2 separate regions of the Homo sapiens genome follow, and region 2 is linked to region 1. Evidence: read pairs that join two places in POLR2A ChIA-PET (ENCODE). Cell type or tissue: HepG2. All regions are shown on one strand. Links, peaks and the distances in the headings refer to the core of each region. The heading gives the core; the rest is flanking DNA.

Region 1 (6,196 bases), core at 1,521-5,520:
ATGGAAGAATATTTATTTTTATACAATATTCCTTTTTTTCATTTAAGACTTTTGGATTTTATTCCCTCCATAAGAAATTTTCACTCACCTTAATGTATGCAAATATTATTTTCTAAATTATATATGTTTTCTATAATTATAGATTATATTCATAATTGTATAAGTAATCATATATAATTGTATATAATTATATAGTGCAAAAAATTATCTGGAATTTAATTCTTTATATGTTGTAAGGGACAGCCTATTCTTTTTAAATCAACAAATATTTTTCTTCATTTGACTTTTCCATGACTGTCTTTGTATACACGTACCCTTTCTTTTGCTGATTGTACTAGATGAGGTATAATGAAGCATTCCAAAGTATGGTGTTTGAAGCTGTTTTGGCCCTGCCTATTGTTAGGTATATGAATGGGAGCAAATAACTATATGAATTTTCTCTTTTCCAATTCATCATCCTTATGTTATCTCCAATAATACTTTGTTCTACTTAAAAATAATTTTAATTGAACATCTAGATAATTTCTTTTTTGCTAATATTAATGTATTTAATGGTGTACTTTTTCATAGATTTTTGCTTTTATTAGAACCACAGATTTTGTTGTGTACTATTACCCTTATCCTAATGCGAAGAATTGCCCTTTTGATTTCTTTTAGAACAAAGAGTTATATAGGATAGTGATTCAAAAAATACAAATGATTGAATATTTTTATATTTCATAAATAAAGTTATTTATTGCATAAACCTCAGTATTTAAAACCTGCTTTGGAGTAATTACTGAGGATTTCTCTCTTCTCTGATACACAATCAATTTTTATAAGTCATCCATGGGCACTAGAAAAGAAGTTGCTTTGCAAATCTTTTTGCAATGTATAATATTTAATGCAGTTTATTCACTAGATTTATATGCGTCATCTATATTATCCCTAGCCATTTTATTATAATTTATCCTTCAAAGTGTTAGAAATGTATATTAAATCTTCTGATTACTACTGTTGAAAATAAATATACGTTGTCTTATTATTTATACTGTTCTTGCCATTATAACCTATAGACACTTTATAGCCAAAAGAACATTTCTTTCTGGTTATGAAAATTCTCTAGGCTAAAGAGAGAGAGCAGAGATGTTTATTTATATTGGAAAAATTGCCAGCATGGGCTAGGGGGGTGAGTTTCAAACTTCCCTATGTCTAAATAGAATAGTCGTAGTTAACATACATAACTTGTAGAATTAAGCGTGATGAGGTTGTGTGTTATACTGGCCAGTTTTCATTTGAAAATTTAAACTAGTTTAAGTAAAACAACAACAACAAAAAACTGATCTAAGGAAATAATCTGTAGAAAAAGATGAGATAGATAACCCTGGTATAAATAGTTCCAGCCTCCAAAAGCTGTCAGCAGTCTGTGCTTCCTCTGTGTTCTCTCAGATGGAATAAGCTCAGGAGTATAGAATCATTGCTTATATATTTTCAAACTCACCCAGAAATGGTGGGTGGGGAAATTCTCCTGCATTCACTTCAATCAGAAAAAATTCAGTGAAGTGTTTTGATTGATTTGTTGGCATTTGAACCCCTCAAAAAAGCAAGGGCGGTAGTCCCATGAATGCTCAGATCTCAGACCTGTGTCTGCCTCTATGGATCAGGAGATGGGGTGCTGTCATTGGCCACACTCATGGGGTTAGAGTGGGAAAGGAGTTGAAGAACAGGGTATGACCCTAGAAGAAGATGTTAAAGTGCTGCAAGGAAGAAAAAAGGTATTGTCTCTCCAAAGCGAAAGGGAAAGGAGAAGAGGCACTAAGAATAGTTTAATTCAGATGTGGGAAGAGGATGTGCAAGGAGAAGAAGCAAACATTTAAAACAGTCTGATGATGGAGAGGCAGACCCACAGAACTGTGGAACTGTGAATGTTAGAAGGACATCATTCTTGAGGCTCATAAGGAAGCAAAATGCCTCACTCTTTCCCTTGAGTTGTCTATTACAAGGTCCTGAATTAGAGTAAAAGTGCCATCTAAACTCTGGGCTTTTTTTTTTTTTTTTTTTTTTTTTTTGAGAAGGAGTCTCACCCTGTCACCAGGCTGAAGTGCAGTAGCATGATCTCGGCTCACTGCAACCTCCGCCTCCCAGGTTCAAGCGATTCTCCTGCCTCAGCCTCCTGAGTAGCTGGGACTACAGGCCCGTGCCACCACGCCTGGCTAATTTTTGTATTTTCAGTAGAGACGGGGTTTCACCATGTTGGCCAGGATGGTCTCGATCTCTTGACTTCGTGATCCACCCGCCTCGGCCTCCCAAAGTGCTGGGATTACAGGCGGAAGCCAGCGCGCCTGGTCACCCTCGGCTTTCAAATACTGTCTCAGACCAAAATATTATAATTTTACTATGTATTACCCCATACTAGGACAACCAAAACTTTGCAGAGAGTACAAACAGTGATAGTTGCGGAGCCTGGCCTAGTAAAATGGCTTCTAAAAGGAAAAAACAAGCTTAACTGCTGACGGGGTAGAGAACAGGGAAAAAAAAAGGTTTAAAAATGCCTAGAGAAGAACTTCTTATTCTTACACAACTGTTTTCTTTACCAGGAGAAAAGCTTAATTACTGTCTGATGGAGTAAAACCCGTTGGCTGGGGAAGGGGAAGTCTCCAGAGATGTGGTGGAAAACGCCAGCCAGCCAGCTGTGTGGGACCCTTGGGCCATAAGTCCCAGCCATGGTAAGGATGGGGGGGTAGAGGGGAGCCGTTGCTCGCAGATCTGACTTGAAAAAGGAAGGAAAAGGCCAGGAAAAGGCTTTGGAGTGACAGGGGGTAGGCGCATGGTTTCCCCCACCCTCAGAAGTCCCAGGATGAAAAGGTTTAGAAACCACAGTGAGAGAGTTTTGAGTCTCCATTTCACTCACCGCTTCTCAAGTCCCCACGTTGCGCGCCAAAATTGTTGCAGGGCTTTTCCTTAGTTCCGTTAAAGACGGGGTTCTTTGTCCCACGGCCACAAAAATTCAGGCTCGCAGACAATTTGAATGATGAGTAAGACCCGGTTTTATTGGGTGGAAAGAAAGAAAAGGGGGAAACAGAGACTCTCACTAAGCCAGAGTCCCTGCTAGGGCACTTTGCCTGGCGGCTTGAATCCCAGGTTCCACACAGGAAGAGGAGGAGCCAGGCTCCTCCCCGCTGCAAAGGGTAGGAGCTTCCCAAGGCTGCCCTCAGTGCACAGGCCGGCTGGAGTTTTTTCGGGCACCCACTCGTACCTGGCTCTCTCATACTCACAAGTTAAATGCCTTATCCATCTTAACTAAACACTTATTATACACTGTGGCTGTAACTTTTGCATTTTGAGGTGTGACAGCAAAACTAGAACATATTTCTTTCTTTTTCACAATTTTATAGAAAGTTCATTCTTACTTTAGATCTTAGAAACCTCAGCAAATGATTTTGTTTTCTTTGCTTACTAAGTGAAGAACTTTCAACCTTTTTACTTAAAGGCAGCCCTTTACAACTTCTCTTTGGCATATCTGAATTGTCATAATCACTACTCTTTTGCTTCAGGGCCATTATTAAGTAAAATAAGAGTTACTTGAAGACAAGCAATGTGATACCATGACCCATGATCTTGTATCCAAGATGGCTACTTAGTGACCAAAGTGCAGGCAGTGTATACAGCATGAATATGCTGAACAGAAGGATGATTCATGTCCTGGGTGGGATGGAGAGGGACAGCATGAGATTTCATTAGGCTACTCAGAATGATCCACAATCTAAAATTGTGAATTGTTTATTTTGGAATTTTCCTTTAATATTTTCAGACCATGGTTGACTACGGGTAACTGAAACCACAAAAAGTAAAACAACAGATAAGCAAGAACTACTGTATTTTACACAGATGGTCCCCAACTTAAGATGGTTTGACTTACAATTTTTTACCTTTACAGTGATGAGAAAGTGATACACATTCAGTAGAAACTGTACTTTGAGGACCAGTACAACCATTTTGTTTTTCACTTTCAGTACATTATTCAATACATTACATAAGATATTTAATACTTAATCATAAAACAGGCTTTGTGTTAGATGATTTTGCTGATGGAAATATTCAAGCACTTTTAACGTAGGCGAGGCTGAGCTTATAATGTTTTGTAGGGCAAGTGTATTAAGTGCATTTTCAACCTAACTGTATATTCAACTTACAATGGAGATATAAACTCATTGTAAGTGGAGGACCATCTGTATACTGTTTCTATATTGCTATTTTGTCATGTAATATCACCTAATAAAAATTTTATACCTAATATTCTTTGAAAAATTAAGTTCTAATTATTACCTGATTCCAACATATGACTATACTAACAGGTAGTTATTTTCTTATACTTGGACATTTATATTATCTTTACTTTTTACCATCATAAATAATGTTGTATAAACATTTAAAATATAAATTTTTGTGGGTACCTCTGAATATCTTTTAAGTATAAAAAATTTAATGTTGGATTACTGGTTCAAAATGATAGAAATTTTTAATGCTGTTTATACATTTCACCAATTTATTTTTCTAGATGGTTTCACCATCTAGATGGTTTTCCATTTCCACAGGAAGCCTTATGCCCAATTTCTGAAAAATGATTTTTAAATTTTTGCCAATTTCATACATGAATACTAATATTTCATGTTAATATTATTTTCTTTAATTTTAAATGTGATTGAATATTTGTTGATTCTTTATCATGATTTCTGATTTTCTATATTTAGCAATGTTTTAACGGTATATTATTTTATTAAAATATATGTAATATATATTTATATATATTTTTTCCTTTTGCTTGATGCCATCTTTTTTACTGTATGCTTTAGAATTCTATCTTGAGTGATTAATCAAATAGTATAATATGTTTTCTTCTAGCTTTTTATGGCTTATGTCCATTTAATTAGTTGATTCATTTACTATATAGTTACATGTATAAGGTAAGATAATAATTTAACTTAATTTTCTTCTGAACATTAAAAAATCTATGCAGTTTTTAATTAGCTTGCAATTTTTTCTTACAGCTGTACTAAAATCTGTTCCATGTGTTTTGTTCTGACAATTGATCTCTCTGAGTTTGCACTGCTATCATACTTTTTATAATGTGTATTTATTTTGATTATTTGAATAGCACTGGCTGTTTTCAAAATATTTACAAAATAAAACACAGTATAAAAAGAGAAAAAACCCATGAATGATTTCATCATCACTGATAACATTTCTGCCTTATTTTGTGCAGTCACAGTTTTGTGCACCAAAACAACACAAGCACTCTAAAGTGATATGGAAGAATTGTTTCTATTTTGCCCTCTGAATGATTGATTTCATTTTTGCCTGATGTACTCTTTTTTGCTTCAAATAAACTCTTTAATTCTGTTATTAAATTTTGAGTTTCCTTGTAATCCAGTTTTATCTCATCTTTTTGCTACTCTTTCATTGAATGCTGTGTTTTCTAACTTCCTAACAAAGGTGTATGAATATGCTTAAAGATTTCCTTTTGTTCTATAGCAAATTCTTTCCCGATGTATTAATATTTGTTTTCTTTAACTCTTTAGAATCATGTACATGTTAACTTTCATTTTTCTTATTTATCTAATTTATTATTTATCAATCAATTTACCTACCTTCTTACATACTCATCCTTGTCCTAGAACATGAAGAGATTCAAACAGACCCAATGCCTACCAATAAATAAGCTGGAACTTTATCTTGAGCAGGTACTCTGTCTTTGCTATGGTATTACAATATTATAATTTTCTTCTCATACCAATAGCTGAAGGGCAAGATAACGAGAACAACTCTCAAGATAATTTACACTTTCTAACAGGAATGCATTTAGCGTAGCATTGATAGATTTTGATTGGAATTTCTTCACCTCCTACAGTCTGTTTCTGTGATACAACAAACGCATTAAATAATTTATAAGAATGATCCCCTCCATGAATTGCTACTAGTGGTTTTTTGAATATGTTTTCCCAAAGTGCTTTATCTGCTGGGACTTTACTTCCCAGAATGTAATATGTTATCCCTCAATTTCCTTCAATTTTTTTTTCTTCCTTGGAAGTTGAACTTTCTAGTTGGATGCATGAAGAAAGACAGCATCAGGGAGGTAGGGAATGGAATCATAATAGAGAGATGTTAGCTTGGTGTTTGGGTTGACACAACCAGAATTATCAAATCAGGAAACAGGGAG
Region 2 (6,196 bases), core at 1,265-5,264, 410 kb before region 1:
CTCTCTACAGCTCAAACAATCCCTCTGTCGCTCAGCACGATAGAGTGGCCCATAAAGTCTCACACTCCATTTCCTAGAAGACAAATCTAGGGGCTTTTGATTTTATGCATTGTAATATTAATCAAGACATGAAAAAATAGGAGGTAGCATATATAATAAGCATATAAAAATATTTTATAATCTCCTTCTGAAAAAGTAACTAGAATACCTGTTAGACTTCTAACCTATGCCCTTTTTCTTGGGGAAGTGTTCATCAAACCTCCTATTCTTCCAATCTAACTCCTTGTAGAAGGGACCTTCTTTGAGCAGTTACGAAGAGGCAAAATAGATCAGTAGGTGATTCTCATTGTGTGAAGTGGGTGATTTTTATTTCTGAGAATGTTTAGCTTGAATGATTTCCATTTTAATTGAATTTTCGCCCAACCCAGGAAGAGTCATCTTAAACAGTCACCACACTGGATAATGATATGGTCAGTAAAGGGTTGTCTCTGAATAAAAAAGAGACCTCTAAGAGGGAGGGTTTTATGCTATTCTGGTAATTCCCAGCATATTTCCCTGTACTTGTAAGAAAGCAAATTTGACTTGTCAGTCTTTTAAAAATTTCAATTTTGAGAATAAGTTATAATTTAATTCACTTCCATTCATCAATTCACAAACATGCTTTGTGCTAGGATCTTGGGATACAAATTTTAAAAGACATGTTCCAATTTCAAAGATCTTCAAGTAGAATGGGAGAGACAAAGCTGCAAAGAAGCACATGCGTGACAATTCTATGACAGAGGCAGGAGTACAGGGCATGGTTAGTTATAAAGAAGAGAGGAGTTAATTTTTTCTAGGCTGGCAGATACTAGTTAATTGAGTGTCAAGAGATAACATATTAATTATCTATTGCTGGGAAACAAATTACTCCCCAGACTTTGTAGCTTCAATCAACAAAATTTATTATAGTTTCACTGGGTCAGGGGTCTGGGTATGGGGTAGGTGGGTGGTTCTTGCTTAGTTTTTTGGGAGGCTGCAATTAACATGTCAGCTGGGCTGCAGTTATCTTGACTACTTGACCAGGGAGAGATTTGCTCCCAAACTCACTCATTGTTGTTGGTAAGATTCGGTTCCTCATATGCTTTTGGACTGAAGGCCTCAGTTACTTGCTGGCAGTTGGGGCTTCTCTCAGTTTCTGGCCACTTGGGCTTCTGCTTAGAGCAGCTCACAACATGGCAGCTTGCTTCACCCCAGTGAGCAAGGAAGAAGAGGCAGAGAGTGAGTGTGAGCAAGACCAGAGGCATGGTCTTTTGTGATCTAATCTCTAAAGTGGCACCTCATCACTTTTGCCATAGTTCGTTCATTAGAAGCAGGTCACTAAGCTTAGCTTACACACAAGGGAAGGGATTACACAAGGGTATGAATACAAGGAGATGGGGATCGCTGTGCACCCTACTGGAAGCTGACTGCAGATGAGCATTTACCAAGGTAGACTTAGGATGGTGGAAGAGGAGAGGCACATTCAAGGAAGAGAATGCCAGATGAGCTAGCCTTGAAAGTGTGAACAAGGCCTGATTGGAGAATTTCAAATATTTGTCTGGGATGCAGGGTGCAGGGGTAGAATGAAGAGTGGTGATGGTGGTGCTCATAGTAGTGAAGACAGAAAAGGATCTTAGATAAGTAAGAGATAGGTTCAATGAATATAAAGTTACAGTTACACAAGCATAGTAAGTTCTAGAGATCTGCTGTACAACATAGTGCCTACAGTTAATAATATGGTATGTGTACTTAAAAGTTTGTTAAGAGGGTAAATCTCGTGTTAAGTGTTCTTACCACAAAACAGAACAAACACAACAAAACCAAAAAACAAACAAAAAACCCATGGGGACACAAGGAAACCTCTGGAAGTGATGGATGTTTGTTATGATTGTGGTGATGGTGTCATGGATATATGCTTACATCCAAATTCATTGAATTATACATATTAAATATGCACCTTTTTTGTATATTAGTTATACCTCAATAAGGCTATTAAAAAAGGATACAGGTTATGAAGGGCTTTGTAAAGAGAAACAGAGAAAATTAAACTTTACACCGAGGGCCTGGGGAACTATGAAGGAATTTTAAGGAGAGGCATGATCACACATTTACCGTTGGAAGATTACTTTTATGGCAGTGTTGATAAAGAGGTTGTTTATCTTGCTAACAGTTGATCCCATTAGACCCTCATAACCAACATGCCTGTCAGCTTTTCTGGCCTATGGAAGTGAGGAGATTCAGGGCTATGCCATGAGCCGTGATTAATCTGTTGCTTGATTATGGGGCCATGTGTGTTGTGCAAGTTGTGAAATGGCAGAAGAGTAGGCAACTGATCTCTTTTTCTTGCATCAATTTCAGGAAAACTGGAAAAACTTAGATCAGAAGCAGTCGTTCGTTTGTTCCTTAGTGGAATAAAACTTACTTAGCTTTTATAGATTGTTTACTTTAGTTCCATTGAAGGAGAGCCACCCACCATTTCTTTCTTGAAACCTTACTGTTCTATAGTTGGAAAGTTTTGAAAAGGCATATGCTGGTGACCGTCTAGAGATTTAGAATGCTTTCGAAATAGAAGACAATAAAGCAATCATGCCTCAGTTCCTTCATTGTAAAGTGAGGGTCTTGATCATGGTGGTCTCTGAGGCCCCAGAGAGTTCCACATGCTGAAATTTTCTGTAATAGGCATAATTGCTTAGAAATCTACTTGGTTATGGCCGGGCATGATGGCTCATGCCTGTAATCCCAGCACTTTGGGAGGCCAAGGTGGGCGGATCACAAGGTCAGGAGATTGAGACCATCCTGTCTAACACGGTGAAATCCCGTCTCTACTAAAAATACAAAAAATTAGCCAGGCGTGGTGGCCGGCGCCTGTAGTCCCAGCTACTTGAGAGGCTGAGGCAGGAGAAGGGCGTGAACCTGGGAGGTGGAGCTTGCAGTGAGTCAAGATCGCCCCACTGCAATCCAGCCTGGGGGACAGAGCGAGACTCTGTCTCAAAAAAAAAAAAAAAAAAAAAAAAAAAAGGAATCTACTTATTTTACTCCTAAAGATTAATTTTAAGGCAGAGTATATTCTTCCCATTTCAGCCTGACATTAACTCTTTGATGTTTTTGGGTTATAACATTTTAGAAAAAGGCCTTTCTTCTATTATTGTTGAAAAAGAGCTTTCTTACTGTACTATTGCAAAATATTTAGAAAAGCAGTTGCTAAGATAAGATCGGAACTTGTGAAATGCTTTTACTTCCCACTACACTGCTGACAGGCTGAACTCCTTTTTTCTTTTCCAGCAGAAACATTGTCATTTCCGACAGAGAATATATAATGCACGAAAAGATGGACAGCCGAGAGTGATAAAGCACAAGTGGAGGGTCTGTTCCACCTTTGTCAGTCAGCTAGGAAGTAAAAAGAGCCATTCATGCACCTGAGTTTGCCCAGAGTCATCCTGCCCCATCTGCCGCTCATGGAGCAGAGCAATACCCTAGCTATGCAGTGCTGGAGCGAATCCAAACATGTTTCTTTTGAATTGAGATGAGGTCTGTGTGGTTAGATAAAGGGGCTCTCTATTTGCCACCACCTAGAGAAAGTTCTTGAGCTTGACATCATGTGAAGATGGCAAAAGAATTTGTGGGAAATGACTGGACTCTTACTCTGCAATGAGAACTAGGTATTATTTGTTGTACACATTTGCAAAAGGGAAATGTGAGATTCTGTGATCTCTGCAGGTCCTCCTCACTAAAGATGAAGTGAGATCCTCTACCTAGTGCAAAAGGTATATTTGGGGAGCTTTAAATATATTTTTAATAATTTATTTTTAAGCTGGGTTGTTAACACACAGATGTTCATTATATTGTTTATGCTTTTCTATGAAGAAAGCACAGGTAGCAGTGACATTTCTAAACAACTTTGAGATATCAACATATAATAAACACATATTTAAAGTAGGCAATTTGATAAGTTTTGACGTATGTATATACTTGTGAAGTCATTACTGCAATTAAGAAAATGAACATACCCATCAAGCCCAAAATTTTCTTCATGCTCCTTTGTAGTCTATCTCTTCTGTTTCTCCATAACCTGCTAACTTGCTGAAACTATGGATTTCCTTTCTGCCACTGTAAATTAGATTACATTTTCCAGAATTTTATGGAAGTGGAATCATGCAGTATGTACCCTATATTGGCTCACTTCTTTCACTCAGCATATTTTGAGATCCATCAATATTGTTGCATGTAACAATAATTTATTCCTTTTCATTGGTAAGTAATATTCCATTAAAGGGATATGCCACAATTTATTTATTCACCTGCTGATGGACATTAGAGTTGCTTCACAGTTTTGCTTATCATAAATAAAGCTTCTATGAACATTCTTATACAAGTTTTTTTTTTTTTTTTGTGTGTGTGTGTGTGTGTGTGTGTGGATATATTCTTTCATTTCTTTTGGGTAAATACCAAAGAACAGAATGGCTAGATCATATAGTAGGTATATATTTAGTTTTTTAAGAAACAATATAACTATTTCCCAATGTAGCCATACCATTTTGCATTCCTACCAACAGGATTGAGAGTTCCAGTTCCTCCACATTCTCTGCAATGCTTGATACGGTCAGTGTTTTTAGTTTTAGCCATCCTAATAGGTATGTGGTCATATCTGATTTTAACTTGCATTTCTTCAATGAGTAATGACGTTGGACACGCTTCCGTATGCTTATTTGCCATCTATATGTTTTCTCTGGTAAATTTTGTGTTCATTCTTTTGCCCATTTTAAAAACTGGTCTGTTTGTTTGCTTATTGTTTGGTTTTGACAGTTCTTCACATATGCTAGATGCAAGTCTTTATCAGGTATATGTTTTACAAAAATTTCCTTCCAGTTAATGACTTGCCTTTTCATTCTCTTAGGAGTGTCTTTTAATAGTAGAAGTTTTAAATTTGAAGACAAATTTATCATTTTGTTCTTTCATTGATTATGCTTTTGGTGTTGTATCTAAGAAATCTTTGATTAACCCAAGGTCTCCAGGATTTTTTTTTCTTATTTACTTTTTAAAAGTTTTATAATTTTTGGGCTTTGCATTGAGATATATGATCCATTTTGAATTGCTTTTTGGCCTTTTGGCTAAGATCAAGTATAATTCATTTTGAGTTAATTTTTTAATATATGAAGTACAGTTCTAAGAGCATTTTTTTTGCATAGGGATATCCAATTGTTCTTGTACCATTTCTTGAAAAAATTATCTTTTGCCACACATATTTCAATTTTTTCTCCACACCTGAGGCTTGTCTTTTTTTCTGACATTGTCTTTTGTAGTACAAGAGTTTTGAATTTTGATGTAGTCACATTTATCAATTTTTATCATTTATAATTTGTAATTTGGGGGCTGTATCTAAAAAACCTTTGCTGCTTAAAAATATCTTGGCTAGAATTGGATCTCCAACCTTTAACTATCTGCCTATTGTATGATAATCAAACATGCAAATATGGATGGAATATTTTTAGTGTAAGGAATATACTAATATTGTGAAGATACTGTATTATTTCAGAAACTGTAGAGACGCCAGGGGAGTTGCAAGTGGCAAATTAGGAACAGAAGAAACTACAAAACTTTGTTGGGAAGAAAGAGAAAGAAATTGCCAAATGTACCTCTAACTATTTTTGAGAACAGAAGGCTGATAGTGGTGGAGATGAGATGAGGCTTAGCAGCAGGTGCAAATTCATGATGATGACAGTTGATGTTAATATGCTGGGGAGTAGGTGGTGTGTATACTTGTACTTAAAGTGAAAGATCAACCATAGAGTATCAGTGTCCATCATCTCATTCTGTGAACAATTACTGGAAATCATTTTGGCACAGAAAATAAGTTACTCATGTTCCTTCTCTGACACCCAGAAAAAACCCAGCTTGTGATTCATGTGATAATTGGCTTCTCTTCTTCTCACACGCAGGGGACTCTCCTTGGTCAGCATCTTTTCCTGTTCCCAATCTCTGCCACTTCCCTTGGTCTGTGTGGTCAACCTGCACACTCCTTAGTTCCAACAGCTACTTTACCTTTTACCTCATTTAGGTCACTGGATGTGTGCTGGTTCCCTGTACCTTAATACGTATGCCTATACGCAACTATCTCCTCCAACTTTTGCTCCAGTTCCAGACAAAGGAGGAATGATACCCCTTCTCCTTAAATCCAGCA

The links. ChIA-PET counts read pairs that join two places held together with the same protein. Peaks named below come from ENCODE experiments on the same cell type or tissue, not always from the same donor. Only the 100,000 strongest peaks of a DNase experiment are listed, where the experiment ranks them.
Region 2: POLR2A ChIA-PET joins it to region 1 with 5 read pairs; 1 of 35 experiments calls an interaction of 5 or more read pairs at or near these places.

Annotation. Positions count from the first base shown.
Region 1 is chr9:31,845,602-31,851,797 of GRCh38, reverse strand. It overlaps LOC105376013 (a long non-coding RNA gene), which reads left to right and starts at 2,537. Exons shown (of 3, transcript XR_929549.2): 1 at 2,537-2,705. It overlaps LOC124902137 (a long non-coding RNA gene), which reads right to left and starts at 3,137. Exons shown (of 2, transcript XR_007061444.1): 1 at 2,891-3,137. In HepG2, for the core only: no CTCF peak of the experiment used is centred there; DNase peaks (open chromatin) are centred at 3,147 and 3,627; H3K4me3 peaks cover 2,611 bases.
Region 2 is chr9:32,253,645-32,259,840 of GRCh38, reverse strand. No RefSeq gene overlaps it. Among named protein-coding and RNA genes, the nearest start is that of ACO1, 130 kb to the left of the region's middle. In HepG2, for the core only: no CTCF peak of the experiment used is centred there; a DNase peak (open chromatin) is centred at 3,430.